Regions from separate parts of the Homo sapiens genome. Here region 1 is linked to region 2. Evidence: read pairs that join two places in POLR2A ChIA-PET (ENCODE). Cell type or tissue: IMR-90. All regions are shown on one strand. Links, peaks and the distances in the headings refer to the core of each region. The heading gives the core; the rest is flanking DNA. Region 1 overlaps STYXL1 (serine/threonine/tyrosine interacting like 1). Region 2 overlaps POR (cytochrome p450 oxidoreductase).

Evidence for each region. ChIA-PET counts read pairs that join two places held together with the same protein. Peaks named below come from ENCODE experiments on the same cell type or tissue, not always from the same donor. Only the 100,000 strongest peaks of a DNase experiment are listed, where the experiment ranks them.
Region 1: POLR2A ChIA-PET joins it to region 2 with 15 read pairs; 6 of 35 experiments call an interaction of 5 or more read pairs at or near these places.

The regions. Positions count from the first base shown.
Region 1 is chr7:75,999,803-76,017,116 of GRCh38, reverse strand. It overlaps STYXL1 (serine/threonine/tyrosine interacting like 1), which reads left to right. Exons shown (of 9, transcript NM_001317785.2): 5 at 3,230-3,375; 6 at 11,713-11,858; 7 at 13,262-13,359; 8 at 16,115-16,227. Among named protein-coding and RNA genes, the nearest start is that of TMEM120A, 14 kb to the right of the region's middle. RefSeq lists enhancers at 8,452-8,631, 15,812-16,312. In IMR-90, for the core only: no CTCF peak of the experiment used is centred there; a DNase peak (open chromatin) is centred at 5,496; H3K27ac peaks cover 1,738 bases.
Region 2 is chr7:75,923,513-75,935,947 of GRCh38, reverse strand. All of the region lies in intron 1 of POR (cytochrome p450 oxidoreductase), which reads right to left. It also overlaps the pseudogene RPL7L1P3. Among named protein-coding and RNA genes, the nearest start is that of SNORA14A, 14 kb to the left of the region's middle. RefSeq lists enhancers at 533-1,361, 7,352-7,411. In IMR-90, for the core only: no CTCF peak of the experiment used is centred there; a DNase peak (open chromatin) is centred at 1,317.

The sequences.
Region 1 (17,314 bases), core at 4,429-12,428, 77 kb before region 2:
CAGGGAGGTGGAGGTTGCAGTGCGCCGAGATCGTGCCATTGCACTCCAGCCTGGGCGACAAGAGCGAGACTCCATCTAAAAAAAAATTAAATAAATAAATAAATAAATACAATCCGTTGTTGATGGGCCCTTGAGTTGATTCTATGTCTTTGCTGTTGTCAGTAGTGCTGCAGTGAACATATGGGTGCAGGTATCCTTTTGGTGTAACAATATATTTTCTTTTGGATGTGTACATAGTAATGGGATTGCTGGGTTGAATGGTAGTTCTATTTTTGGTTCCTTGACAAATCTCAAACTCCTTTCCACAGGGGCTGAACTACTTTACATTCCCACCAACAGTATGTAAGTGTTCCTTTTCTCCATAGCCCTGTCAACATCTATTATTTTTTGGCTTTCTAATAAAAGCCATTCTGACTGATGTGAGAAGGTTATCTCATTGTGGTTTTGATTTGCATTTCTCTGATGATTAGTGATGTCAAGCATTTTTTCACGTTCGTTGGCTGCTTGTATGTCTTTTGAAAAGTGTCTGTTTATGTCCTTTGCCCACTTTTTAATAGAGTTGTGTATTAGAGTTCTCTAGAGGGACAGAACTAATAGGAGATATATATATGTGTGTGTGTTTTTATATATATACGTGTATATATATGCGTATATATGTATATATGTGTATATATGCGTATATATGTATATATGTGTATACGTATAGATATACGTATATATACACACATACGTATATACGCTATATATGTGCACACATACGTATAGATATACGTGTATATATACACACATATGTATAGATATACGTGTATATATACACATGTATGTATAGATATACATATATACACACATACATATAGATATACGTATATCTATACACACATAATTATATATATGTATCCCTATACATGTACATATGTATAGATATACATATATCTATAAATGTACATATGTATATACTTATATCTATACATGTACATATGTATAGATATATGTGTGTGTATATATATGCGTGTATATGTAGATACATGTGTATCTATATATATGGGAGTTTGTTAAGGAGTATTAACTCGTGTGATCACAAGGTCCCACAATAGGCTGTCTGCAAGCTGAGGAGCAAGGAAGCCAGTGTGAGTCCCAAAGCTGAAGAACTTGGAGTCCAATGTTTGAGGACAGGAAGCATCCAGCAAGGGAGAAAGATGTAGGCTGGGAGGCTAGGCCAGTCTAGTGTTTTCATGTATTTCTGGTTGCTTTATGTTGTAGCTGTACTGGCAGCTGATTAGATGGTGCCCACTCAGATTGAGGGTGGGTCTGCCTCTCCCAGTCCACTGACTCAAATGTTAATCTCCTTTGGCAACACCCTCACAGACACGCCCAGGATCAGTACTTTGCATCCTTCAACCCAATCAAGTTGACACTCAGTATTAACCATCAGAGGTTGTTTGGTTTTTGCTTCTTGATTTCAGTTCCTTATAGATTTTGGATATTGGATCTTTGTTGGATGCATAGCTTGTGGATACTTTCTCCCATTCTGCAGGCTGTTTGTTTACTCTGGTAGTTTTTCTTGCTGTGCAGAAGCACTTTCGTGTCCTTAGGTCCCACTTGTCAATTTTTGTTTTGTTGCAATTGCTTTGGAGGACTTAGCCAAAAATTATTTGCCAAGGCCAATGTCAAGAAGGGTATTCCCTAGATTTTCTTCTAGGATTTCTATAGTTTTCAGGTGTTACATTTAAGTCTTTAATCTATCTTGAGTTGATTTTTGTATATGGTGATAGGGGTCCAGTTTCATTCTTCTGCATATGGATAGCCAGTTATCTTAGTACCATTTATTGACCAATAAGTGGGAGTCCTTTCCCCTTTCCTGTTCTTTGAGACAAGGTCTTGTTCTGTCTCCAAGGCTGTAGTGCAGTGGCACGACCATTGCTCACTACAGCCTCAACCTCCCTGGCTCAGGTGATCCTCCTGCCTCAGCCTCTCTAGTAGCTGGAACTGCAGGTGCCCGCCACCACACTCAACTAATTTTTTGAATTTTATTTGTGGAGGCGGGGTCTTTCCATGTTGCCTAGGTTGGTCTCAAACTCCTGGGCTCAGGCAATTCTCCTGCCTCTGCCTCCCAAGGTTCTGGGATTATAGATGTAAACCACCATCCCCAGCCTCCATTGCTTATTTTTGTCAACTTTGTTGAAGATCAGATGGTTATAGGTGTGTGGCTTTATTTCTGGGTTATCTATTTTGTTCCATTGGTCTATATGTTTTGAATTGCACACTTTAAATGGGTGAATTGTGTGATACACAACATACAGTTGACATATATATGTGGTATAAATATAATATATACATGTATATAATATGTAAACCATATGTATGCATATGAGTGGTTAACGAGCTGGCAGTTTCTGTAAACTCTGAGATATATGTATTGTATGACATCATACAATACATATATCTCAGAGTTTGCAGAAAAGAAGATTAACTTAGGCTGAGCACACCTGTAATCTCAGCACTCTGGGAGGCTGAGGCAGGTAGATTGCTTGAGCTCAGGAGTTCAAGACAAGCCTGGGCAAAAAAGTGAGACACTGTCTCTACAAAACAATACAAAATTTAGCCAGGTGTGGTGGTGCGCACCTATAGTCCCAGCTACTCGGGAGGCTGAGGTGGGAGGATGGTGTGAGCCCAGGAGCTGGAGGTTGCAGTGAGCCGAGATTGTACCACTGCACTCCAGCCAGATGGAGTGAAGCCCAGTCTCAAAAACAAAAACAAAAAAAACCCGGTGGTAAGCTACTTTTAAAATTTTAATATGATGCATCTCTATACTTGCTTCAGCTTCCTAAATAATTGCATTTCAAGCCGGGCATGGTGGCTCACGCCTGTAATCTCAGCACTTTGGGAGGCCGAGGCTGAAGGATCACCTGAGCTGAGGAGTTCAAAACCAGGCTGGCAAACATGGTGAAACCCTGTCTATACTAAAAATAAAAAATTAGCCAGGCATGGTGGGCGCCTGTAGTCCCAGCTACTTGGGAGGCTGAGGCAGGAGAATCGCTTGAACCCAGGAGGCAGAGGTTGCAGTGAGCCGAGATCGCACCACTGCACTCCAGCCTGGGCGACAGAGTGAGACTCTGTCTCAGAAAATAAATAAAATAATTGCATTTCAGAAGAAAGTGGTCATCTATCCCAGCTCTAGACCAATGGCAGATACACAGGAGACATTCATGTCTTTGGTCTCCACTCTCAGATCTTGTGCCTCAAGCAGCCATTGAGTATGGCAGGATCCTGACCCGCCTCACCCACCACCCCGTCTACATCCTGAAAGGGGGCTATGAGCGCTTCTCAGGCACGTACCACTTTCTCCGGACCCAGAAGATCATCTGGATGCCTCAGGTAGGGCCAAATGCTGAGCACAGGCAGGCCCAGACGGGAAGGATGGGCCTAGAAACTGACTTGTGGGTGACTGAGTGGGAGAAACAGGAGGATGGGACAGAGGATATAGAGAAAGTGGAGGAGATTCTGTCTATACTAAAAACACAAAAATTAGCTGGGCGTGGTGGTGCGTGCCCATAGTCGTAGCTACTAGGGAAGCTGAGGCAGAAGAATTGCTTGAACCCAGGAGGCAGAGGTTGCAGTGAGCCAAGATCATGCCACTGTACTCCAGCCTGGATGACAGAGTAAGACTGTCTCAAACAAAAACAAAAACAAAAACAAACAAAAAAAAAACTAGATCTGGACTCCTGGCAGCCCTAAGTTCATGTCTGCAGCCCAGTCTCCCCCATCTCCTCCACTTTTTTTTTTTTTTTTTTGAGACGGAGTCTCGCTCTGTCGCCCAGGCTGGAGTGCAGTGGTGCCATCTTGGCTCACTGCAAGCTCTGCCTCCCAGGTTCACGCCATTCTCCTGCCTCGGCCTCCCAAGTAGGTGGGACTACAGGCGCCCACCAGCACGCCCGGCTAATTTTTTGTATTTTTAGTAGAGACAGGGTTTCACCCTGTTAGCCAGGATGGTCTCGATCTCCTGACCTCAAGTGATCCACCTGCCTCGGCTTTCCAAAGTGCTGGGATCACAGGCGTGAGCCATCCTGCCCGGCCACAGTTCTTTATAAGGAACTGATGGCTGTCGGGTTGAAACAGTGAGCAAAGGTGGACCCATTCAGAGGGCAGGCTGGATGGTGGACCGATACCAAGGTCAGAAAGGCAGGGGCATGGCGGCTCGAGACCACCTCTTTTTTCTTGGCTGTCTGATTCCACAAATCCTAGCTGGATCCAGAGGATACAAAAATACACAAAAGTGGGAAGGATTGGTCAGGCACGGTGGCTCACGCCTATAAGCCTAGCACTTGGGGAGGCCAAGGCAGGAGGATTGCTTTAGCTCAGTACTTTGAGACCGGCCTGAGCAATATAGTGAGACCTTGTCTCTACAAAAAAATCAATAAATGGAGCTGGCTGTGGTGGCTCACGCCTATAATCCCAGCACTTTTGGAGGCCAAGCTGGATGGATCACTTGAGCTCAGGAGTTTGAGCCCAGCCTAAGCAACATGGCAAAACCCTGACTACCAAAAATACAGAAATTCACCGGGCATAGTGGCCCACCTGTCTTGTAGTCCCAGTTACTCAGGAGGGTGAGGCAGGAGAATTACTTGAACCCAGGAGGAGGAGGTTGCAGGGAGCCGAGATCACACCACTGCACTCCAGCCTGTGTGACAGAGTGAGACCCTGGCTCAAAAAAATAATTTAGAAAAGAGATGGGTGGATTGCTTGAGCCCAGGAGGTCGAGGCTGCAGTGAGCCGTTGCCATGCCACTGTACTCCAGCCTGGTTGACGAAGCAAGACCCTGTCTCCAAAAAAAACAAAAAGAAAATCAGCCAGGTGTGGCGACTCACACCTGTAGTTTTAGCACTCTGGGAGGCCAAGGCAGGAGGATTGCTTGATCTCAGGAGTTCAAGACCAGCCTGGGCAGTATAGTGAGACCCCCATCTCTATTATAATTCTTTTTTAGTAGAGACAGGGTTTCACCATGTTGGTCAGGCTGGTCTCCAGCTCCTGACCTCAAGTGATCCACCTGCCTCAGCCTCCCAAAGTGCTGGGATTAGAGGCGTGAGCCACTGCACTCAGCCTATTTTTTAATACAAAAAGAGAATCAGATATTAAACCCCTTTGTCCATCACCTAGCTCCAAACATTGTCAACTCATGGTCAGTTTTGTCAAAACAAAACAATTTTGAGATTCCAGTTTCTGCTGATGACTGGTCCTGTCTGTAGGGGAGGCAGTGGCTGGAAGCTGGACTGTGTCAAGGGACGCCCCGGGTATCTGGAGCCCAGAGAAGGGGCACTTGAGCTTCCCAGAGCCAAATCTGACGGAGGAGGAGATTTCGAGGAAGAGAACTGGGTGGAGTTGTCTAAGGCTAGCACCAGACTATGCAGAGATTTGCAGGCAGGGCCTGGTCCCTGGAGAGTGCCGTGTACAGATGTCTGGCTTATTGAAGCGTCTGAACACAATGGAATGTAAACAGAAAGTGGTTTTAACTTTTTCTAACAGTTGCCTTCAGCTGTGTTCCCCTTCCTGCCCTTAGCAACATCGTGAGCAGATTCCATACTTTCTGGCCACTTTTGGTTACAAAAAACTTCAATCGAAATCATAGTATAGAATGACTGGGCAAATGTGACTATTCACAGGATGTTTGACTGTGTTTAGGAATTGTTGCTTTTCGAAGGTTGTAGTGACATTGTTATGGTTATTATAAAGTACAAGTCCTTATCTTTTAGAAATACAGAACAAAATATTTACGGGTGAAATGACGTGATGTCTGGAATTTCCTTTCAAATAATCTGGGGTGAGGTGAGAAGGCAGTGAGGGTATAGAGGAAACAAAATTGGCCAATGAGTTGTTAATGTTTGAAGTTGGGCGATATATACGTTTTAGAGACAGGGTCTCACTCTGTTGCCCAGGCTGGAGTGCAGTGGTGCAATCATAGCTCACTGCAGCCTCCACCTCCTGGGCTTGGTATCCTCCAGCCTCAGCCTCTTGAGTAGGTGGGACTACAGATGCATGCCACCACAGTCAGCTAAGTTTTAAAATTTTTTGCAGATACAGGGTCTTGCTATGTTCCCCAGGCTGGTCCAAAACTCCTGACCTTAAGCAATCCTCCTGCCTTGGCCTCTCAAAGTACTGGAATTATAGGCATGAACCACCACACCTGGCCAACTAGTGTATAGTTTTGAAATAATGTTAAAGGAAGTAAAAAGACAGTCTAGTAGAAGCTAGGGCGGTTTAATGTTCCAACCTCAAATCTGAATCAAGTCTCATCTCTTCCCATGCCCTAGAGCTGGGCAGCCTAGGGTTTGCTGGGGGCACTCAAAGTAGGGAGGGATGGGGGTTAGCTTTAAGGACAGCTGCTCTCTTCCCCTCTTCTGGGCAGAGTACCTTTGGCAGTAGGGCCCAGAGTGGACCTGTCTGTGTGCCTGGCTGCGTGTTAGTGGTGGGAAAGTGCCTGCTCTCTGGCCCCGTCTGGCTGTGTGAGCTGCTGGTAGCCTCTGCTGCTGGGTTTCTCGGGACCCAGCTCAGCCTCACCCTGGCTCCTTCTGGGGCTGAGGATCTCCCAGAGAACGCAGCCAGTGGTGACTCCCTTCAACCCCTGCCAGGCATCTCCTCCAACTTCCTCCCCTTAACTTGGAAGCCCATGACCCGTCCCCTGCCCCGCATGCCCACATTCCTTCACCGGAATCGTAGAAGGCAGGGACTCATGCCTGAGGTCAGACATGTTCCCAGATCCAGGGTATGCATGCCTGGCTCCCAAAGACATCCCTTTCTTCCACTGAGATAACAGCACTGTGAATTTCAGCTCAACAGGTGTACAGTCAGTTAAATAAAGGAAGTAAAGACAATCAGTCTAGTATAAGCCAGGGCAGTTTAATGTTCCAGCCTCAAATCTGAATCAAGTCTTATCTTGATTGGAACTCCTCCTTGCTCCTCCTTGCTCTTGGAGGAGCACCCTGGCTTTGCAGGGTGCAGAGAGATTAATTTCTTCTCTGCAAACCCTACGCTGCTGATAACTCATCACTGCCACCTCCTCATTTCTGAAGCTTTAGTAAGGTGTAATTGACATGATGAACTGCACATATTTAAAAGGCCCGGTATGGTCCGTTTTGACAGTTGCATATTCCTGAAACTTGCCTTTGCTCCTAGTCTAGTCACATTGGGAAGAAGGCGCAGGGTTGTGGCTAGGGTAGCTGTGAGGGTTGGATTGGGTTACTTGTTTGCAGCTGTCTTTAGAATGTAGGTGACTGGCCAGCTGTGGTGGCTTAAGCTTGGAATCCTAGCACTTTGGGAGGTCAAAGAGGAGGTGGAAGGATCACTTGAGTCCAGGAGTTTGAGACTAGCCTGGGCAACATAGTAAGACCTTGTTTACACAAAAATTTTTTTAAAAGGCTGGGCTTGGAGGCTCACGCCTGTAATCCCAGCATTTTGGGAGGCCAAGGCGGGCGGATCACGAGGTCAAGAGATCAAGACCATTCTGGCCAACATGGTGAAACCCCATCTCTACTAAAAATACAAAAATTAGCTGGGTGTGGTGGCACATGCCTGTAATCCCAGTTACTCAGGAGGCTGAGGCAGGAAAATCAATTGAACCCGGGAGGCGGAGGTTGCAGTGAGCTGAGTCACACCACTGCACTCCAGCCTGGGTGACAGAGTGAGACTCCATCTCAAAAAAGAAAAAAGAAGAAAGAAAGATTTAGGAGGTAGCACCGATCAGACATGAGGGCATAGGAGAGAGAGGGGGCTGGGATGATGCCCTGGTTTTAGGCGTGGGTGACGGGGGCTGTGATGTGGTTCATTCTGGGGAACACTCGGGAGGGGGCGGGGTGGGGGAAGAAGGAGGTGGTTTTGGGGGAAGGCAGTGTGCCCAGTTCGGGCATATTCATTTGAGATACTGGTTTCGTTTGCATTGTGTCACTGAGCATTTACACACATTCTACAGTACAGTGTGTTTTTATCCACATCACACCCTCTTCCCAGCCAAACCCACACAACCGCAGAAAAGGAAGCTGGTTTAAAAACAGCAGGAAGAGGGGTTGATAGATTTGCTATGGGATTTTTGTGGGGTTTTTTTTGTTTTGTTTTGTTTTGGTTTTTTTTTGAGATAGCATCTCTGTTGCCCAGGCTGGAGTACAGTGGTACAATCTGGGCTTACTGCAACCTCCACCTCCTGGGTTCAAGTGATTCTCCTGCCTCAGCCTCCAGAGTAGCTGAGATTACAGGCGTGTGCCACCACGCCTAATTTTTATATTTTTAGTAGAGATGGGGTTTCACTATGTTGGCCAGGCTGGTCTTGAACTCCTGACCTCAGGTGATCCACCTGCCTCAGCTTCCCAAAGTGCTGGGATTACAAGCATCAGCCACCATGCCTGGCCTTTTAGCGAGATTTTTAAGTGGAAATTGAAAGGGGGATTTCATTTGGCACCAGCAAGCTGAGCGTCCATCCGGGTTAGGGGCAGCCCACATGCTGGAGTAAATTGGGCCTGCCCGCAGGCAGTGGGGGGTCATGCATCTCCGTGTCACAGGCTGGAGAACTGGCTCAGCTTGGTGTCTGTTCTTTACTAATGGCTTTCGAAGCTGGTAGCTTGGGAAGGATGTGGGCTTGCAGAGGGTTCACTGCCGTGGGGAAGGGAGTGAGATGTGCTGAGTTCAGGTGGCTCTGAAGGACCCACACGCCTGAGGTCCTTAAAATGTTATTTCTGAGTCAGACTTAGAGCCAGGGGACTTTTGGAACTGATTTTGATCTTTGGCAAAGGTCAGCATTTTCTGTGGTGTAATAATGGAGAAAGTGGTCTCTAATCAGAGCCTCATGGAAACATCAAGTTATCCAGTTGGAGTGGATTTCTCTACTGCAGAGCTTCTTTGAGATTTTTTTTTTTTTTTTTTTTTTTTTTTTTTTGAGATGGAGTTTTGCTCTTGTTGCCCGGGCTGGAGTGCAATGGCACAATCTTGGCTCACTGCAGGCTCCACCTCCTGGGTTCAAGTGATTCTCCTGCCCCAGCCTCCCGAGTAGCTGGGATTACAGGCGTGCACTGTCACACCTGGCTAATTTTTGTATTTTTAGTAGAGACAGGGTTTCACCATGTTGGTCAGGCTGGTCTCAAACTCCTGACCTCAAGTGATCCACCCACCTCAGCCTCCCAAAGTGCTGGGATTATAAGCATGAGGCACTGTGCCCGGCTATTTTTTTTTTTTTTTTTTTGAGAGACAGGCTGGAGTGCAGTGATGCGGTCATAACTCTCTGTAACCTCAAACTCCTGTGGGATCCTCCCACTTCAGCCTCCTGAGTAGCCGGGAGTACAGCCATGTGCCACCATGCCTGGCGAATTTTTTATTTTTTGTAGAGACAAGGGTCTTGCTGTGTTACCCAGGCTGGTCTTGAACTCCTGGGTTCAAGCGATCCTCCCACCTTGGCCTCCCAAAGTGCTGATATCACAGGCATGAGCAGCCACTGTGCCCAACTTCTTTGAACCTTTGATTGCTAATGTACGTGTTGTTTCCGAGAGAGGAATCATAGATACAGCTGTCCGTTTGTACAGTTGTCCAGTATCCATGGAGGTTGGTTCCAGGGCCCCCAATAGATACCAAATCCTTGGATCTTCAACTCCCTGATACAAGATGGTGTAGTATTTGCGTCTAACCTAAGCGTATCGTCTCGTATACTTTATTTATTTGAGACAGAGTCTCACTCTGTTGCCAGGCTGGGGTGCAGTGGCATGATCTCATCTCACTGCAACCTCCACGTCCCAGGATCAAGTGATTCTCCTGCCTCAGCCTCCCGAGTAGCTGGGACTACAGGCATGCACCATCATGCCTGGCTAATTTTTGTGTTTTTCGTGGAGATGGGGTTTCACTCGTTGGCCAGGTTGGTCTCAAGCTCCTCACCTCAGGTGATGCGCCTGCCTCGGCCTCCCAAAGTGATGGGGTTACAGATGTGAGCCACCTCACCTGGCCCCTCTTGTGTATACTTTAAATCATCTCTAGATTATTTATAATACCTAATACAATGTACATGCTATGTAAATAATTGTTATACTGTATCGTTTAGGGAATAATGACAAGAAAAAAAGTCTGTACATGTTCTGTACAGATGCAACCATGAATTATTTTTCTGGATATTTTTCATCCAAGGTTGCTTGAATATATGGATGTGGAACACACAGATTGCATTTGGTTATCTGAACCCCTGAACCCTTTTCTCATAGTGCCTTATGGGGGACTAGTGTTTCTTAGAACACACTTTGGGAAATGTAGAGATAATCCTTGTCTGTGTTTCAAATAAACGAAAGTTTTTTGTTGTTGTTGTTGTTGTTTTGTTTTTTTTTTTTTTTTTTTGAGACGGAGTCTCATTCTGTCGCCCAGGCTGGAGTGCAGTGGCACAATCTCAGCTCACTGCAAGCTCCGCCTCCCAGGTTCATGCCATTCTCCTGCCTCAGCCTCCCAAGTAGCTGGGATTACAGGTGCCCGCCACCATGCCCGGCTAATTTTTTGTATTTTTTAGAAGAGACGAGGTTTCACCGTGTTAGCCAGGATGGTCTCGATCTCCTGACCTCGTGATCCGCCCACCTCAGCCTCCCAAAGTGCTGGGATTACAGGCTTGAGCCACTGCGCCCGGCAAACGAAAGTTTTAATGATAACTTTGGACCTGGAACTCAGGAAGCTCCCATTTAAGTAGGTGTCTTGTTCTCTCTACCCCTCTGCACATACACTGGCTTCATTTCTGGGCATGCAGGGTGGCTCACATGTGTATCCCAACACTTTGGGAGGCTGAGGCAGGAGGATCACTACAGGCCAGGAGTTCGAGGACAGCTTGGGCAACATAGTGAGACCCCATCTCTACAAAAGATAAAAGTATCAAAATTAGCTGAGTATGGTCATGCGCACCTGTAGTCCCAGCTACCTGGGAGGCTGAGGTAGGAGAAGCATTTGAGCCCAGGAAGATAAGACTGCAGCGAGCTATGATTGAGCCACTTGCACTCCAGCCTGGGTGACAGAGTGAGAGACCCTGTATCTTTAAAAAAAGAAAAGAAAAGAAAAAGATGGGTTGAGCACAGTGGCTCACGCCTGTAATCCTAGCACTTTGGGCAGCCGAGGCAGGTGGATTACTTGAGGTCAGGAGTTCAAGACCAGCCTGGCCAACATGATGAAACCTCCTCTCTCCTCCTCCACCTCCTCCCTCCTCCTCCTCCTCCTCCTCTCTCCTCCTCCTCCTCCTCTCTCCTCCTCTCTCTTCCTCCTCTCTCCTCCTCTCTCTTCCTCCTCCTCTCTCTTCCTCCTCCTCCTCCTTCTCTCTCTCTCTCGATGCTTAAATTCTGGTGGTCTTAAGAGAGCTGTCCCTCTCCATCCTCCTGAGCCCCCAGTACATGCTGGGTTGTTACAGTTCTGGGCCACAGCGTCCTCACTGCAACCTTTGTGCACCTGGCCAAGTGTAAACAGTTGCCACGGAGGGAATGGACACCAGTGCTGAGACCCAGCGCTCTGCACGATGAGGCTCAGTCCTTTCGTCATGACTCGCCCTGTGCCACCCCATGCAAGTTACCGTGTGCCAATCTCTTTCAAAGTCTGGATCTCCGTCACATTCACTGTCCTGGAACTGCCCTTTTACGCTCGTTTGCTGAGCTGTGTTTCAAGAGATAGACATCCCTCTTCCCTGAGGAATATGCTCATAGCTGCCTTTCTCCCTCCACACTTCAGGAACTGGATGCATTTCAGCCATACCCCATTGAAATCGTGCCAGGGAAGGTCTTCGTTGGCAATTTCAGTCAAGCCTGTGACCCCAAGATTCAGAAGGACTTGAAAATCAAAGCCCATGTCAATGTCTCCATGGATACAGGGCCCTTGTAAGTAAAGAGAAACTACTGATTTATATTTCATTTTATTTTTTATATAATATTTAAATTTATTTTATTTATTTTTTTTAATTTTATTATTATTACACTTTACGTTTTAGGGTACATGTGCACAATGGGCAGGTTTGTTACATATGTATACATGTGCCATGTTGGTGTGCTGCACCCATTAACTCGTCATTTAGCATTAGGTATATCTCCTAATGCTATCCCTTCCCTTTAGTTTTTATTTTATTATTATTATTTTTTGAGACGGAGTCTCACTCTGTCACCCAGACTGGAGTGCAGTGGCACAATCTCGGCTCACTGCAAGCTCCGCCTCCTGGGTTCACGCCATTCTCCTGCCTCAGCCTCCCCAGTAGCTGGGACTACAGGCGCCCGCCACCACGCCCAGCTAGTTTTTTGTATTTTTAGTAGAGATGGGGTTTCACCGTGTTAGCCAGGATGGTCTCGATCACCTGACCTTGTGATCATCCCGCCTTGGCCTCCCAAAGTGCTGGGATTACAGGCATGAGCCACCGCGCCTGGCCTATTTTATTATTTTTTGAGATGGGGTCTTGCTCTGTCACCCAGGCTGGAGTGCAGTGGCACAATCTTGGCTCACTGCAACCTCCGCCTCCAGGGTTAAGTGATTCTCCTGCCTCAGCCTCCCCAGTAGCTGGGACTAAAGGTGTGTGCCATCATACCCGGCTAATTTTTGTAGTTTTTAGTAGAGACAGGGTTTCAAAATGTTGCCTGGGCTGGTCTCGAACTCCTGACCTCAAGTGATCTGCCTGCCTTGGCCTCCCAAAGTGCTGGGTTTACAGGTGTGAGCCACCATGCTTGGCCAAGATAGGTACTTAAAAAAATTTTTTTGGCTGGGTGTGGTGGCTCACACCTGTAATCCCAGCACTTTGAGAGGCCAAGGCGGGTACATAAGCTGAGGTTGGGAGTTTGATGACCAGCCTGGCCAAAATGGTGAAACCCCATCTCTACTAAAAATATAAACATTAGCCGGTTGTGGTGGCACATGCCTGTAATCCCAGCTACTTGGGAGGCTGAAGCAGGAGAATCGCTTGAACCTGGGAGGTAGAGGTTGCAGTGAGCCGAGATCGTGCCACTGCACTCCAGCCTGGGCAACAGAGCGGGAATCTGTCTCAAACAAACAAAAAAAAAGACAAGGGTCTCGCTATGTGATCCTCCCATCTCTGTTTCCCAAATTACTGGGCTTATTCATGAGCCACCACACCCAGCCTGGATGTTTTTTTCCAGGAGAGGTTGAGTTACCTGTGCACATTCCCCCTTACACAAGCTCAGCGTCCTCCCTGTGGCCCTTCTGCTGTGATGAAAACCCCACAATGGGGATGCCTGCATTCTGCATTCCACCTGATGACCTGTGTGGTCCTTCCGTGTAGTTTTGCAGGCGATGCTGACAAGCTTCTGCACATCCGGATAGAAGATTCCCCGGAAGCCCAGATTCTTCCCTTCTTACGCCACATGTGTCACTTCATTGGTAAGGAGCGTTCCTTGGCCGGGTAGCAACTGGCCTGTGTCTGGGAAGCAGAGGGGCAGTGGAGCCTCCTTCACAGGCTTATTCTGGACCGTGATTTCCCCATGCTCTAGAGAGAAAGGGCCCAGCTCGGCATATGCTCCATCTGGGTGGGACAAGCTCCAGGACACGTCCAACTTCTGGGGAGCCCTCAGTGAAACGAGCAACCGTGGTGTTTACCTCGGGGGCAGTGGGGCCCAAGGCTCTGGCCCTGGCTAGATGGCTGTGCCCTTCTGGGCTTGTTGTAAAATGAGAGTGATGGCTACCCACAAGTGCACATGCTCATGGAGGCTCTGGGCTGAGCTCTGGGGACCAGTAGTAAATCTATCTCTCTCCATCCCCGCCTTCATCCTTGGTCTGTGGGATGTCGGTGGAATGGAAGGAAGACTACAAAGCTCTTTCAGTTCTGACTTCCAAGATTTTCTTTGTTTTTGTTTGTTGGTTGGTTGGTGGAGTTGGGGTCTTGCTATGTTGCCTAGGCAGGTCTTGAACTCCTGGCCTCAAGCGATCTTCCTACCTCAGCCTCTCAAGGTGCTGGGATTATAGGCATGAGCCACCACACCCAAGTGATGCCCACCAGTTACTTAACTCATCAAGAGTGGATTTTTTACTCATTCCTGGGGCTCCAGATTGCCAGAGGAGAGTAAGATCTGTAGAGAGAGCAGGGCTGAGTCAGGTCAGAGTCCCCACCCCATGCCTGCCTGTCTGGCACCAACAGCTCCTGGCCTGAGCCACTGTACCAGGGGCTGGAGCATGGCATTTTGGCCCAACCATCCCTTATTTTAAATTTTATTTTTCGAGACGGGGTCTGGCTTGTTCACCCAGGCTGGAGTGTAGTGGCACAATCTTGGCTCACTGCAATCTCTACTTCCTGGGCTCAAGCAATCCTCCTACCTCAGCCTCCCAAGTAGCTGGGACTACAGGCATGCACCACCACGTCCAACTAATTTTTGCATTTTTAGTAAAGATGGGGTTTTGCCATGTTGCCCAAACTGGTCTTGAACTCCTGAGCTCAAGCAATCCACCCACCTCAGCCTCCCAAAGTACTGGGATTACAGGCGTGAGCCACCACACCCAGCCCCAACCATCCTTTATTTGCCCAGTAGATGTCAAATGTTGCTCAACCAGGGCCTGAGGCTGAGACTTCCCATGTGTCCCACCTCGAGATGGCAGAGCCTTGTGGCCCAAGGAGGGACCCCATCTAGCCTGCCTCCCTGGGTAGCACTGAGCCAGTCAATAAATTAAACTGCATGCTCAGTTCCTTTATTCAGATGGTGAGGAAGGTGGCCATCGTCATCTCTGCGTCCTTCTTCAGCCCTGGCAGTCTGTGATTTTGCACTTGGTAGGCTTATCTTCAGTTCCTGAGGGTTGCCAGACCAGCCTCGGGTGCCAGCTTAGATTTCCTCTCCCTGGGCAGGACTCACAGCTTCAGGGGTGCTGTGATTAGAGCTGATATTTCTGTGCCAGGCACTGGGCTCAGCACAGAACAAAACCAAACTGTATGAAGTAGGTAGTATACTGTGATCCCGTTTTCCAGATGAGGACACCGTGGCCTCAAGTAACTTACCCTCCAGCCCGGGCAACATTGTGAGACCCCATCTGTACAAAAAAGTTAGCTGGATATGGTGGCACATGCCTGTGGTCCCAGCTACTCAGAAGGCTAAGGCGGAGGGTTACTTGAGCCCAGGAGTTCAAGGTTGCAGTGAGCTGTGATTACACCACTGCGTTCCAGCCTGGGCAACAGAGCAAGACCCAGTCTCTAAAATAAAATAAATAAAAATAGGCTGGGCACAGTGGTTCTTACCTGTCATTCCAGTACTTTGAGAAGCCAAGGTGGGCAGATCACCCGAGGTCAGGAGTTCAAGACCAGCCTGAACAACATAGTGAGACTGCATGTCTATATTGAAAAAAAAAAAAAAAAAAAAAAAATCAGGCGCAGTGGCTCATGCCTATAATCCCAGCACTTTGGGAGGCCAAGGCAGGCAGATCACCTGAGGTCTGGAGTTGGAGACCAGCCTGGCCAACATGGTGAAACCCCATCTCTATTAAAAATACAAAAAATTAGCTGGGCGTGGTGGCAGGTGCTTGTAATCCCAGGTACTCGGGAGGTTAAGCCAGGAGAATCACTTGAACCCAGGAGGCAGAGGTTGCAGTGAACTGAGATTGTGCCACTGCACTCCAGCCTGGGCAACAAGAGTGAAACTCTGTCTCAACAAAGAAAGAAGGAAAGGAGAGAGAGGAGTAGAGAGGAGAAGAAAGGGGAAAGAAGAGAGGAGATGGGGGAAGGAAAGGAAAGGAAGTAACTTGCCCAAGCCCCACGGCCAGTGAGTGGCAGTCAGGATTGGCACTCAGGCTACACTGGCTCTGTCAGCTCCTGACTGTTTTTGGGATGACGATGGTCCTGTCCGCCCCATACTGGGAGGCCAGTTGGTAGCAGAGCTTCCTGGGCTAGAAACCTGGAGTTCAGGAGAAGGTCTTTGCCTGGTGATGCTGGTTGCCCAGGCATGATTCTCTGGAACTTCCAGCCAGGTCTGAGGGATGCCCACTTGCTAGACAATGAAATGGGCTCCCAGAGAAATCATGGGACTTGCCGAGGTCACGTGGGCTGGTTTTGAACTCATGCTTGGACCACGGGCCCATGGAGGCCAGTGTCTGACAGCAACCCAGGCCCACAGGGAGGAGGGCCAGGCATGACCCAACCCCCCACTTCTTTTTGCAGAAATTCACCATCACCTTGGCTCTGTCATTCTGATCTTTTCCACCCAAGGTATCAGCCGCAGTTGTGCCGCCATCATAGCCTACCTCATGCATAGTAACGAGCAGACCTTGCAGGTATGCGTTCCCCGGGCCAGGCTCGCACCACGGCCACCCCCTGGGAGGTGAGGTCAGAGCGCAACCTGGGAGGAGTGGGGCCCCAGCACTGCTTTGGGAGGAAGAATCCCAGATAACTCCAAGTCTAGGGTGCTCCCCAGTCCGCGTCACCCAAGGGCAAGGCCCCAGTGTTGCATGCTTGAGGCCTGAGGCTGGATATGCAGGGCTGGCCCAGGGACTCAGGCCAGGTCAGGCTGTCCTGCAGCCCCCACTGCTGTCAGGCCGTCCACCTGTGTTTGTTTGGTGTTGCCCAAGGGAGAACTGCTTGGAGTCCCAGAGCTGCAGCACAGGCGCCCACCCACTCCCGTCTATCTCCCTGTACCTTGGGCGCAGGGTCCAGAGAAGAGAGGGAAGCAGGGACCCATCGCAGCAAACCCAGGCGGAACTCGGAGCTCCTAACTCACAGCACCTTTCTCGAGGGCCTGCCCTGCCTGTCACAGCCTGTTCGTGATCCCCAGAGGGCTTGATAGGACCTACAAAGCCCCAACATTTGCCCAGGGATGTTTTTGGGGGAAGGAGAGGGACAAAGAATAAAACTCGTTGGCCAGTGGCTTCGGTTGTTGCCCCCATGTGCACTTTGGGGGTGAAGTTGTAGGCTAGAAAGTCCTTTTTTTTTTTTTTTTTTTTTTTTTGAGATGGAGTCTTGTTCTGTTGCCCAGGCTGGAGTGCAGTGGTGCAATCTCCACCTCCTGGGTTCAAGCGATTCTTGAACCTCCACTGCACCCTCTGCCTCCTGGGTTCAAGCGATTCTCCTGTCTCTGCCTCCCGCGTAGCTGGGATTACAGGTCCGTGTCACCATGCCCGGCTAATTTTTGTATTTTTAGTAGAGACAGGGTTTCACCATCTTGGCCAGGCGATGTGTGGGGTGGTGGTGGGGGATGGGTGGTTTACGATTCTTCCTCCAGGGCCTGTTCTGACCCAGCGAGGACATAGTAAGCCTTTTGACTGCACAGCTCTGCCCCTCACACCACTTTAAAAAAAATTGTGGTTAAAATATACATAACAGGCCGGGCGCGGTGGCTCACGCCTGTAATCCCAGCATTGTGGG
Region 2 (12,435 bases), core at 1-8,000:
GAGAGAGGTTTACAACCCCTCCAAGCAAAGACGTTCTAATAAAGGAGTCTGAACATAGAATGCGCTATTGGGGGAGTGGCTCCCCATCATGGGAGATGTGTCACACGAGGCTGGGTCACAAGGACTTAATGACAGAAAGTGCCTGCACACCAAGGGCCTGGGAACAGACCAACCAAATTAATATTAATTAATCTGAGCTGGCTGATTGGTGATGATGCCTGGTGAAAAATCCCAAGTGTCTGACCTGAGTTAATAAATACAGATCTCTGTCTTTGAAACACACACACACACACACACACACACACACACACACACACACACACACACAAGCCCCGAGCAGCCCTTGGAAAAAGGCAGGAAGGGAGAAGTACCAACCCTCTCAATTAAAAAACCGGTCCCTCCAGCCAGGCGCAGTGGCTCAAGCCTATAATCCCAGCACTTTGGGAGGCCGACGGGGGCAGATCACCTGAGGTCAGGATTCGAGACCAACCTGGCCAACATGATGAAACCCTGTCCCTACTAAAAATACAAAAATTACCTGGGCATGGTGGTGGGTGCCTGTAGTCCCAGTTACTTGGGAGGCTAAGGCAGGAGAATCGCTTGAACCCAGGAAGTGGAGGTTGCAGTGAACTGAGATAGCGCCAATGCACTCCCACCTCGGCCTCCCATAGTGCTGGGATTACAGGTGTGAGCCACCGCACCTGGCAGACAGTCATTAAATCTTAAAGCTCCCAAATAATCTCCTTTTGACTCCATGTCTCACATCCAGGGCGTGCTGGTGCGAAGGGTGGGCTCCCAAGGTCCTGGGCAGCTCTGTCCTGGTGGCTTTGCAGGGTTCAATCCGAGGCTGCTCTCACAGCCTGTGGCTTTTCCAGGGACAGGTTGTAAGATGCTGGTGGATCTACCATTCCGGGGTCTGGAGGACAGTGGCCCCCTTCCCACAGCTCCACTAGGCAGTGCCCCAGTGAGAACTCTGTATGGGGCCTCCAGTCCCACATTCCTCTCCTACCAGAGGTTCTCGGTAAGGGGTCTGCCCCTTTCCCAGGCTTTCCCATACATCCTCTGAAATCTAGGTGGAGGCTGCCAAGCCTCCCTCACTCTTGCATTCTGTCCACCCACAGGCTCACCACCACATTGAAGCGGCCAAGGCTCATGGCTTTCACCCTCTAGTGTGGCAGCCTGAGCTGTATCTGGGCCCCTTTGAGCCAAGGCTGGAAGCTGAATGGCCAGGGATGTGAGGAGCAGTGTCCTGAGGCTGTCCCTGGCACTGGGCCTGAACCACAAAGCATTCTTCCCTCTGAGGCCTCCACAACTGTAATGGGAGGGGCTGCCGGGAAGGTCTCTGAAATGCCTTCAAGGCCTTTTTTTCCCCACAGTCTTGGCTATCAGCACTTGGCTCCTTTTTAAATCTACAAATCGCTCTAGCAAGCGGTTGCTCCACAGCCTGCTTGAATTCTCTTGAAAAAGTTTTTTCTTTCTGTCACATGGCCAGCCTGCAAATTTTCCAAACTTACATTCCGCTTCCCTTTTAAATATAAACTCCAACTTTAAGTCATTTCTTTGCTCCCACATCTGAATGTAGGGTAGTAAAAGCACCCAGGTCACCTCTTTTTTTGTTGTTGTTGTTCACTCTGTTGCCTCGGGTGGAAGCTGGATCTTGTTATAAGGGAATTATACAAACCCAAACCAAACTGTGAGACGTTGACAAAGACACGGCCTCACATTTTCAAAAATGTTAAGGCCATGAAAGATAAACAAAGACTGAGTGATCTAAGACACACACACACACACACACACACACACACACACACACACACACACACACTCTGAGGTCTTGGACCAGGAAAAAAACATATTTTTTCTGATGTAAAAGATATTAACGGCAAAATGTAAAGAAACTCTATGATTAGACAACACAGGATATCAATGTTAATTTCCTGCTATTGATCACTGTATTTTGCTTACCAAAAAAAAAAAAACTGTCCTTGCCTTGAAGAAAATACACACTGAAGTACTTAGGGGTAACCAAGTATCTTGGTCATATCTGCAACTCATTCTCAAATAGTTCAAGAAAAAATATATCTACACACACACACACACACATTGATAAAGCAAATATGGTAAAATATTAACAATGGGGAAATCTGGGTAAAGGGCGCTCAAGAATTGTTAGCACTGCTGTTGCAACTTTTTTGCAAATCTGAAACTATTTCAAAACAAAAAGTTAAAATTAAATACAGTTCAAGAGACCTACTGAGGCTGGGTGCGGTGGCTCACGCCTGTAATCCCAACACTTTGGGAGGCCCAGGCAGGTGGATCACCTGAGGTCAGGAGTTAGAAACCAGCCTGGGCAACATGGTGAAACCCCCATCTCTACTAAAAATACAAAAAATTAGCCAGGCGTGGTGGCAGGTGCCTGTAATCCTGGCTGCTCCAGAGGCTGAGGCAGGAGAATCGCTTGAACCTGGGAGGCAGAGGTTGCAGTGAGCCGAGATCGCGCCATTGCACTCCAGCCTGGGCAACAAGAGTGAAACTCCGCTCAAAAAAAAAAAAAAAAAAAAAAAAAAAAAACAAAGACCTATTGTATAACATGGTGACTATAGTTAGTAGCAATGTGTTGTACTCTTGAAGACTGCTAAGAGTAGATTTTAAGTGTTCTCACCACAAAAAAAGGTGTGAGGTAATGCATATGTTAATTAACTCAATTTAGCCATTCTACCAGACTTCAAAACAATATGCCATACACTATAAATATATACAACTTTGTCAATTAAAAAATTTAAAAGCATGTTTAGTGAAGAAAATGTGCTATATTTTAAAACATAAAATTAAGGAAAACATAATCCAAACTCTTATTTGGTTTCATTCTACCAGTTTTTTACATGCATATTACAGGACATACTTTTCCTTTTTTTTTTTTTTTCAGATGGAGTCTCGCTCTGTTGTTGCCCAGGCTGGAATGCAGTGGTGCCATCTCGCTCAGCTCACTGCAACCTCCACCTCCCGAGTTCAAGGGATTTTCCTGCCTCGGCCTCTGGAGTAGCTGGGATTACAGGTGCCTGCCACCATGCTCGGCTAATCTTTGTATTTGTAGTAGAGATGGGGTTTCACTATGTTGGCCAGGCTGGTCTCAAACTCCTGACCTCGTGATCCACCCACCTCGGCCTCCCAAAGTGCTGGGATTACAGGTGTGAGCCACCGTGCCCGCCCATGTTTTTAACATGATCGGTCTTATACTACATATAATTTTGTTCTACTTTTCATATATTAAATTGTGAACATTTTCTTGTTATAAATTCTCAAATGTCATTATATTTTCACTATTACAATGTCAAGTTACAGTGCATTTTCTAGTACAGAAAAAAAAATTAAAACTGTTTTTAAAAAAGTCATGAAAAACAGGATTGATATATTTTCAACATAAGTCTTTGTAAGCCACTGATAAGTTCCTTAAAATAGAAATTCTGGCCAGGCGCAGTGGTACATGCCTGTAGTCCCAGCACTTTGGGAGGCCGAGGCAGGCAGATTGCTTAAGCTCAGGAGTTCAAGACTAGCCTGGGCAACACAACAAATCCCTGTTTCTATAAAACAATACAACAATTAGCTGGGCGTGTTGGTGCACACCTGCAGTTCTAGCTACTCGGGGGGCTGAGGCATGAGAATCACTTGAACCTGGGAGGCGGAGGTTGCAGTGAGCCAAGACTGCACCACTGCACTCCAGCCTGGGCAGACAGAGACAGAATTTGTCTCAAAAAAAAAAAAAAAGAATTTCTGAATTTGTCTTAGAAATATTTCTGAATCAAAGGGAACAAATATTTTCAAGGTCCCTGACTTACTGTCAAATTATTTTTCAAAAAGCAATTTATTTTCAAAATTTCTCTGCAGCTCTTCCTCTTCAAGGCACGCTGCTAAGCTGAAGAGACGGGAGCAATTCCACAAAGCACTGTGTGCACAGAGGCCTAGCAGCAGGTGGAAGGATGAAAGCTGAAACACAGGAATTAATAAGCACTTAAGGGAGGCCATGACACCTGTGCCCCAGCAGGGAGGGCAAACTGAATCGAGTAGTGGCCTCAGCTTTTCTGGTGGAAGACACATCTTTATTTCCTTGCCAAAATAAACAGAACAGATGGTGGGAGCCGGTTCATGTGTGGGTGAGTCTGGTAGTGGTTAAGGAGGGCTTCCTGATGGAAAGGACTCAAAAGGGAAGGAGACAGAGTGGGGAAGAGCACACACCAAGGCCAGAAGGGAAAATAGAGTCACGGCTTTAAAAGGAAAAACAGGCCAGGTGCGGAGGCTCACACCTGTAATCCCAGCACTTTGGGAGACCAAGGCGGGAGGATCACTTGAGGACAGGAGTTCGAGACCAACCTGTCCAACGTGGTGAAACCCCGTCTCTACTAAAAATACAAAAAAATTAGTCGGGTGTGATGACAGGCGCCTGTAATCCCAGCTACTCGGGAGGCTAAGGCAGGAGAATCGCTTGAACCTGGGAGGTGGAGGTTGCAGTGAGCCAAGACTGCACCACTGCATTATAGCCTGCGTGAGAGAGGGAGACTGTGTCTCAAATAAATAAATAAATAAATAAATAAATAAATAAATAAATAAATAAAATCACACAATAAGTGGCCCTTTGTAACTGGTTTCTTTCACTTAGAATAATGTCTTCAAGGTCCATCCACGTTGTGGCATGCATAAAAGCCCTTCATTCCTCTTCATGCCTGAGTAACATTTCATCGTATGGATATACCACATTTTGTTTATCCATTCAATGGGTGATGGATACTTGGATTGTTTCCTTTTGGGGGCTGTTATAAATATTGTTGCTGGACAGGCACAGTGGCTCATGCCTGTAATCCCAGCACATTGAGAGGCTGAGGCGGGAGGATGGATTGAGGCCAGGAGTTTGAGACCAGCCTGGGTAACATAGTGAAACGCCATCTCTACAGAAAATTAAAAAATTAGTGAGGTGTGGTGGTGCACACCTGTAGTCCCCGCTACTCAGGAGGCTGAGGTTAGAGGATCACTTGAGCCCAGGAATTGGGGGTTACAGTGAGATATGATCCCAACACTGCACTCCAGCCTGGGTGACAGAGCAAGACCCTGTCTTTAAAAAATAAATACATAAGGGCCGGGCAAGGTGGCTCATGCCTGTAATCCCAGCACTCTGGGAGGTCGAGGTGGGCGGATCACCTGAGGTCAGGAGTTGGAGACCAGCCTAACCAACATGGAGAAACCCTGTCTTTACTAAAAATACAAAATTAGACGGGCGTGGTGGCACATGCTTGTAATTCCAGCTACTTGGGAGGCTGAGGCAGGAGAATCACTTGAACCCGGGAGGTGGAGGCTGCAGTGAGCCAAGATCGTGCCACTGCACTCCAGCCTGGGCGACACAGCGAGACTCCATCAGTATAAACGTTTTCTATTTCCTTGTTTACATTTATTTATTTATTTTATTTTATTTATTTTTAGACAGGGTCTTGCTCTGTTGTCCAGGCTGGAGTGCAGTGGTGCAATCATAGGTCACCACAACCTCTACCTCCCAGGATCAAGTGATCCTCCCACCTCAGCCTCCCGAGGAGCTGGGACTACAGGTGCACACCACTACGCCTGGCTAGTTTCTGAATGTCTCTAAAACAAGGGTTAGTACCCCTTGGTTCTTAAGAAAAAGCACTCAGAATTGCAGAAGAGAGAAAGGCCTGCCTAGTCTACACAGCACTGTGTTTACTACAGGCTCACTAAGGAGGAGCCAAGCAATGCAACCAACGTTCACTCAACACCTACTACGTGCCAAGCACCCTGGCTAGGCACCTTCTACAATTTCTTTTGATTCATATGATAAACCTGTTTAGAGAAATATTATTTCACCCATTTTACAGACTCAGATTCAAAGCCCTAAGGACCAAGCAAGTTACTGAAATTCCCACAACTTACAGAGGGAGATTTAAAGACCTTGTGGGACCCTCTCTGTCACTTCTTGTTGCAACCCTAGACAAGGAAGGGGTGACCCAACTCCTGGCCCATAATGGTCTTGATGGTTCTCATGCTGGCTACTGTCACCCCACATTCAGCTAGTAGTGGGCTGTGCCATTCAGCAAAAACAGAGTTTCTACTAGTGCATAGAGGACCACGGAGTCACAGGGGGTGCTCTGGGCGACAGCTTCACCCACAGAACAGGTATTGGTCAGTGGCTTCCTTCGGTCCAACAGGTGGTTTCAAATCAGCTCTTCCACAAGCTGACAGGGAACAATGGTACTAATGAGACAGACAAGCCAGATGGCCCCTGGGCTGAGGCCTCAGAGGGCACCGTATTGGTCATTCCTTCCCCAGCGTTGCTTGCGTTTCACCTTGATGTTCGGTCATTGCTATGCATTCAAGGCAATCACATGTGTATTGAGGCCGGGCGCGGTGGCTCACACCTGTTATCCCAGCACTTTGGGAGGCCAAAGTGGGAAGATCACCTGAGGTCAGGAGTTCAAGACCAGCCTGGCCAACATGGTGAAACTAAAAATACAAAAAGTAGCTGGGCATGGTGGTGCATGCTCTGTAATCCCAGCTACTCAGGAGGCTGAGGCAGGAAAATCACTTGAACCCAGGAGGCGGAGGTTGCGCTGAGCTGAGATCGCACCACTGCACTCCAGCCTGGGCGATAGAGCCAGACTCGGTCTCAAAAAAACAAAAAAAGTGTACTGAGCACCAACTCTAGGTCATCTCTGTGACCTGTGCTTGGATATTCACAGCATGTGTTTAAATTCTAGAATGTGGGCAGTAGGGTTACTAAAAACCCACAACATGAACAAGTCAGTAATAATTAGATCCCATCGCTATGGTGACTAAGGACGGTCATGCGGTGTCTATAAAAGCATCATAATTATTATACCATTTACAAGATTGCCCATACAGAGCTTTCTATTGCCCCATGTTGTCTTACAAGGAAGACAAAATCCTTTGGTGCTGGCCTGACATTGTACTATGCCTGCTGCTCGAGACAGGTACACTAGGTTACCCAAGATGCTCCTTTAGACTGAGGGCTTAATGCTCCATTTCTCAGACACCACCAAGAGAGCTGCGTACTTGCCGGCAGCTAGCTGTGGAGATGTGCTTGAGTTGGGAGAGCCACAGCTCTGCTGCACCCACTGGGGCTTCCTGTTAGAAAAGAGACCCACCACATCACACAGTACACCTGCATGAGAGGCTAGAGGGAAAGTCCTCCAGGCCACAGCACTAGAAAAAAGTCCTCCTGGGCAGTGACCCACATCACATGGCTTCAAGCTGAACTCTAAGCAACGTCTAGTGTGGGCAGGGTGACTCCGCTAGGCCCTTGGCCTCCATAAGGTGACTCAGTGGTTCAAGCAGCTTTTTCTCTTGTCATTCCACCATCTCAATGTTCAACTTCCGGGCCGTCCTGATGGGAAGAAGATTGCTGGAGGGCCTGGCCCTGGCTCTTAAATGCTTCCATCCAGAAGTGACATACGTGACTTCCTCTCACAGGCCATTACCCGAAGTTAACTTCAAGAGGGCTTAGAAATGTGTGGGAGCCCAGAAACACGCAGTGAACATACGTCTGCTGCAGGTGTCCACGACTAGCTCAAGATGACAGGGAACTGGAGGCACAACTGGTGGGAGTCTAGTTGCTCAAGAACTCATGACCTATAAACCTGATTTTTAAAAACTGAGATAGAAGCCGGGTGTGGTGGCTCACACCTGTAATCCCAGTACTTTGAGAGGCCGAGGCGGGTGGATCACAAGGTCAGGAGTTCGAGACCAGCCTGGCCAACATAGTGAAACCCTATCTCTACTAAAAATACAAAAATTAGCTGGTATGGCAGTGTGTGCCTGTAATCCCAGCTACTTGGGAGGCTGAGGCAGGAGAATCACTTGAACCCAGGAGGTGGAGGTTGTGGTAAGTGAAGATTGTTCCACTGTACTCCAGCCTGGGCAACACAGCAAGACTCCGTCTCAAAAAAAAAAAAAAAAAAAAAGAAACCTGAGATAGAGACTGGGAGCAGTGGCTCATGCCTCAGGCCGAGGAGGGCAAGATCACTTGAGGTCAGGAGTTCGAGACCAGTCTAGCCAACATGGTGAAACCCCGTCTCTACTAAAAATACAAAAATTAGCTGGGTGTGGTGGTGGGCACCTGTAATCCCAGCTACTCAGGAGGCTGAGGCAAGAGAATCACTGGAACCCGGGAGGCAGAGGTTGCAGTGGGCTGAGATTGGGCCACTGCACTCCAGCCTGGACCACAGAGCGAGAGTCAGTCTCAAAAAAAAAAAAAAAAAATTGAGACAGAATTCACACACCATAAAATTCATCATTTTAAAGTATAAAATTCAGTGGTTTTCACTATATTCACCCATTGTGCAAGCATCACCACTACCAGATTCCAGAGCATCTTCATACCCTCAAAAGGAAATCCCACACTCATCAGCAGTCACTCCCCACTCCTGACCTGGTTTTTGTTTTTTGGGGTTTTTTTTGTTGTTGTTTTTTTTTTGAGACAGGGTCTCACTCTGTCAGCCAGGCTGCTGTACAGTGGCGTGATGACAGCCCAGCCTCCTGCGTTGCTGGGACTACAGGCACCCACCACCAAGCCCCATTAATTTTTTGTTAAGATACGGGGTTTCGCCATGTTGCCCAGGTTGGTCTCAAACTCCTGGGCTCAAGCCATTAGCCCACCTCAATCTCCCAAAGTGCTGGGATTACAGGTGTGAGCCACCAAGCCCGGCCCTGATTTGTTTTTAACTAATGAACAGTGTTTTAACACTGCTCTGACATACAGGAGCTGTAATTATCACAAAGGTTAAAGGACCTTGTCCAACATCAGGGAATCGATAAATGGTGGAACCAGGATTCAAACCCAGACCAACTGTCTCCAGAGCTATTCTATCAACCATCTGTCTGCCCTTCAAGACCTTTTTAGGACATGGCAAAGTTACAGGTAGACGCAGCCTCACTGAATGACCTGGGGTTCATTTTGCAGCTGACATCCTGGCCACATCATCAGATGACAGCATTACCCAAGATGAAATAATCCCTGCAGAAGGACACAGGATTGGTCTCGTGTCTGGGTGGAGCTATCCTGCACCTCTGTAACCCTGGTGCTCATCAGACTTTGCATAACATGAGTGCTCAATATTTGTTTTTGTTTTTTTGAGACAGAGTTTCGCTCTTGTTGCCCAGGCTGGATGGAATGCAATGGCGCAACCTCAGCTCACTGCAACCTCTGCCCCCCGGGTTCAAGCGATTCTCCTGCCTCAGCCTCCCAAGTAGCTGGGATTACAGGCATGCACCACCACGCCCGGCTAATTTTGTATTTTTAGTAGAGACAGGTTTCTCCATGTTGGTCAGGCCGGTCTCGAACTCGCGACCTCAGGTGATCTGCCCGCCTCGGCCTCCCAAAGTGCTGGGATTACAGGTGTGAGCCACCACACCTGGCCAGCACTCAATATTTGTTTGCTGAATGACTAAATGAACAGAATCTCCCAGACCAGAGTCAATGCTTCTCCCTCAATGGCACAGCACACTGGCCCTTCAGCCAGGAGTATCGGAACAGAGCCGTGCTGCTTTCTAAGACCTCGTGGCTCTGCCTGCAATCACCTACTAAAGGGCAAGAAACCAAGCCAAGCTTTTCAAATATCACAGGAAAAATAGCAGGGGTCCAGGTACAGTGGCTCATGCCTGTAATTCCAGCACTTTGGGAGGTCAACAGGAGGATCGTTTGAGCCCAGGAGTTTGAGATCGGCCTGGGCAACATAGCAAGACCCCATCTCTGCAAAAAGAAAGAAAAACTCGCCAAGCATGGTGGTGTGTGCCTGTAGTCCCAGCTACTTGGAAGGGCTTAAGGAGTTTGAGACTGCAGTGAGCAATGATCCTGGGTGACAGAGCAAGTGTCCTGCCTTAAAAAAAAAAAAAAAAAAAAAGAGAGAGAAAAGAGAAAGAAAAAAAAGCAGGACACTGTACGTGGGAGGTACTAAGAGCTTCAGAACCTTCACTTTGGACTGGCTGCCTCTCACTCTGGCACAAGATCGCTCCTCACTCTGCCAGATTCTCAAGCTTCACTCCTGCCTGCTAAAATAATCGCTCTGATTCCATTCTCTTGCTCACACCTCCCAAAGAACTGCCCTTACAGAATTTACAACCGAGCCTGAACCTCTCAGCCTCTTACCTAGATGGGACCCAGAAAGGGTCACCTGTGGGAACACTCCTGTTCTTGAAAACAGTGCCTCCACCCTGGCCTAGGCCAACATCATCTTTCATCTTGTTGGTCTTTTCCACACACAAAAGTAGTCCCAGCACCTCGAAGAGAGCTTGGCACATACGTGGTGCTCTACAAATACTTGCTGAGTACATGGGCTGCTGACCACTGCTTTATTCAATGATCCTCGTGTAAAGGCCCAGGGAAAAGCACTTTTTAAAAAAAATTTAAGAGATGGGGTCTTGCTCCATCACCCAGGCTGCAGTGTCGTGGTGCAATCATAGCTTACTACAGCCTTGAACTCTCAGGCTCAAGCGATCGTCCTGCTTCAGCCTCTTGAGTAGCTGGGACTACAGGTGCACACCACCATGCCTGGCTAATATTTTAAATGTGTATTTTCTTGTTGAAGGGACAGGGTCTCTCTCTCTCTCTCTTGCCCAGGCTGGTCTCAAACTCCTGGCCACAAGTGATCCTCCTGCCTCAGCCTCCCAGAGTGCTGGGACTACAGACATGAGCCATCGCGCCCAGCTGAAAAATACTAATGAGAAACTGGTCAGCTTCCTTTTTCCAATAACTGCTATGTAACCCCATCCTTCTTTGCCTTGGCATCTAGGAAGCTCTGGGCAGAGCTGTGTGCTCAACCACAAGAGCTTCCCTGGACTGCTTTTTGACACCATCACCTCCCAGAGTCCTTTTCTCAATTACTAGGCTCTCAGCTTTCAGTTCCCCCTCTGGTTTTTGGTTTGGTTGGGGAAAGCATGGAAAGTGAAATTCAACAAACTCACAACCCAGTTGAGCTATAAAAGACCAACAGACCTTGGTTCAAAACCTAGATATGCCACCTATGCACTCTGGGATCCTGGGCACACGATTTATCACAGTCCGTCTCCGGGATGACCATGCTCACAGTGCTACGTTGGTTACATGAGACATAAACACCCAGCGCAGACACTCAACGGTTACACTCAACTCCTTTTATTTTCATTAGAATTTTCTATTATTTATTTATTTGGGGAATTTTCTATTTTTCATTTATTACTGTATATTTTGAGATGGGGGTCTCACTCTATCACCCAGGTTGGTGTGCAGTGGTCTGATCATGGCTCACTGCAGCCTCAACCTCCCTGGGCTCAGGTGATCCTCCCACCTCAGCCTCCCAAGTAGTTGGGATGACAGGTACACACCACCACACCCAGCTAATTTTTAAACACTGATGTTTAAAAACACTAATTTTTAAATAGAGATGGTGTTTTGCCATGTGGCCCAGGATGGTCTTGAATTCCTGGGCTCTAGTGATCCGTCCACCTCGGCCTCCCACAGTGCTAAGATTATAAGCATGAGCCACTGTGCCAGGCCCTAGGATTTTTAAAATAAACAAATTTATTCATGTCTTCAGCATCCAGGTAACTGATCTAGAAAGATTTAGAGTCAGAATATTCTTCTTCAATTATAAAATGATTACTGAATAAATTATCAACTACAGAAGGAACTTGAGACACAATTTTTCTTTTCTTTTTTTTTGCAGAGACAAGTGAGCATTTATTTTTGTGCCTTTCTTCCTATGTATATTTCAAGCCTTTTTCAAGGCCCCAGGAATCTCCGGATTCAATTATGTCCCCGGGCTTGGTCGACTGCTGCAGGACTCTTAGGGAGCCTTGTACAAATGCTAGAGTTACTCATTCACCAACATTAAACCCTAGGATAGAAGATGCAACAAAGCAAGACTCCTTTCTCCACAAAATGTGATTTCAGACAAGGCAGCAGCCAACGTAGAAAACGCTGGAATTTTTCCTTGGAACTGGACTGTGATGAGAGGTGCCGCCATGAACGTAAGCTACTGTCTTTTCTTTTCTTTTTTTTTTTTTTTGAGATGGAGTTTCGCTCTTGTTGCCCAGGCTGGAGGACAAAGGTCTGATCTTGGCTCACCACAACCTCCGCCTCCCGGGTTCAAGCGATTCTCCTGCCTCAGCCTCCCCAGTAGCTGGGATTACAGGCGTGTGCCACCACGCTCAGCTAATTTTTGTATTTTTAGTAGAGACGGGGTTTCTCCATGTTGGTCAGGCTGGTTTCGAACTCCCGACCTCAGGTGATCTGCCCGCCTCAGCCTCCCAAAGTGCTAGGATTATAGGCGTGAGCCACCGGGCCCGGCCAGCCACTGTCTTTCCTTTGACCCTTCCTTTACAGTTTTTGAAGATAAAGCAGGAAATAATCTTCTCTGAAGATACTTGATAAAAATTCCACCC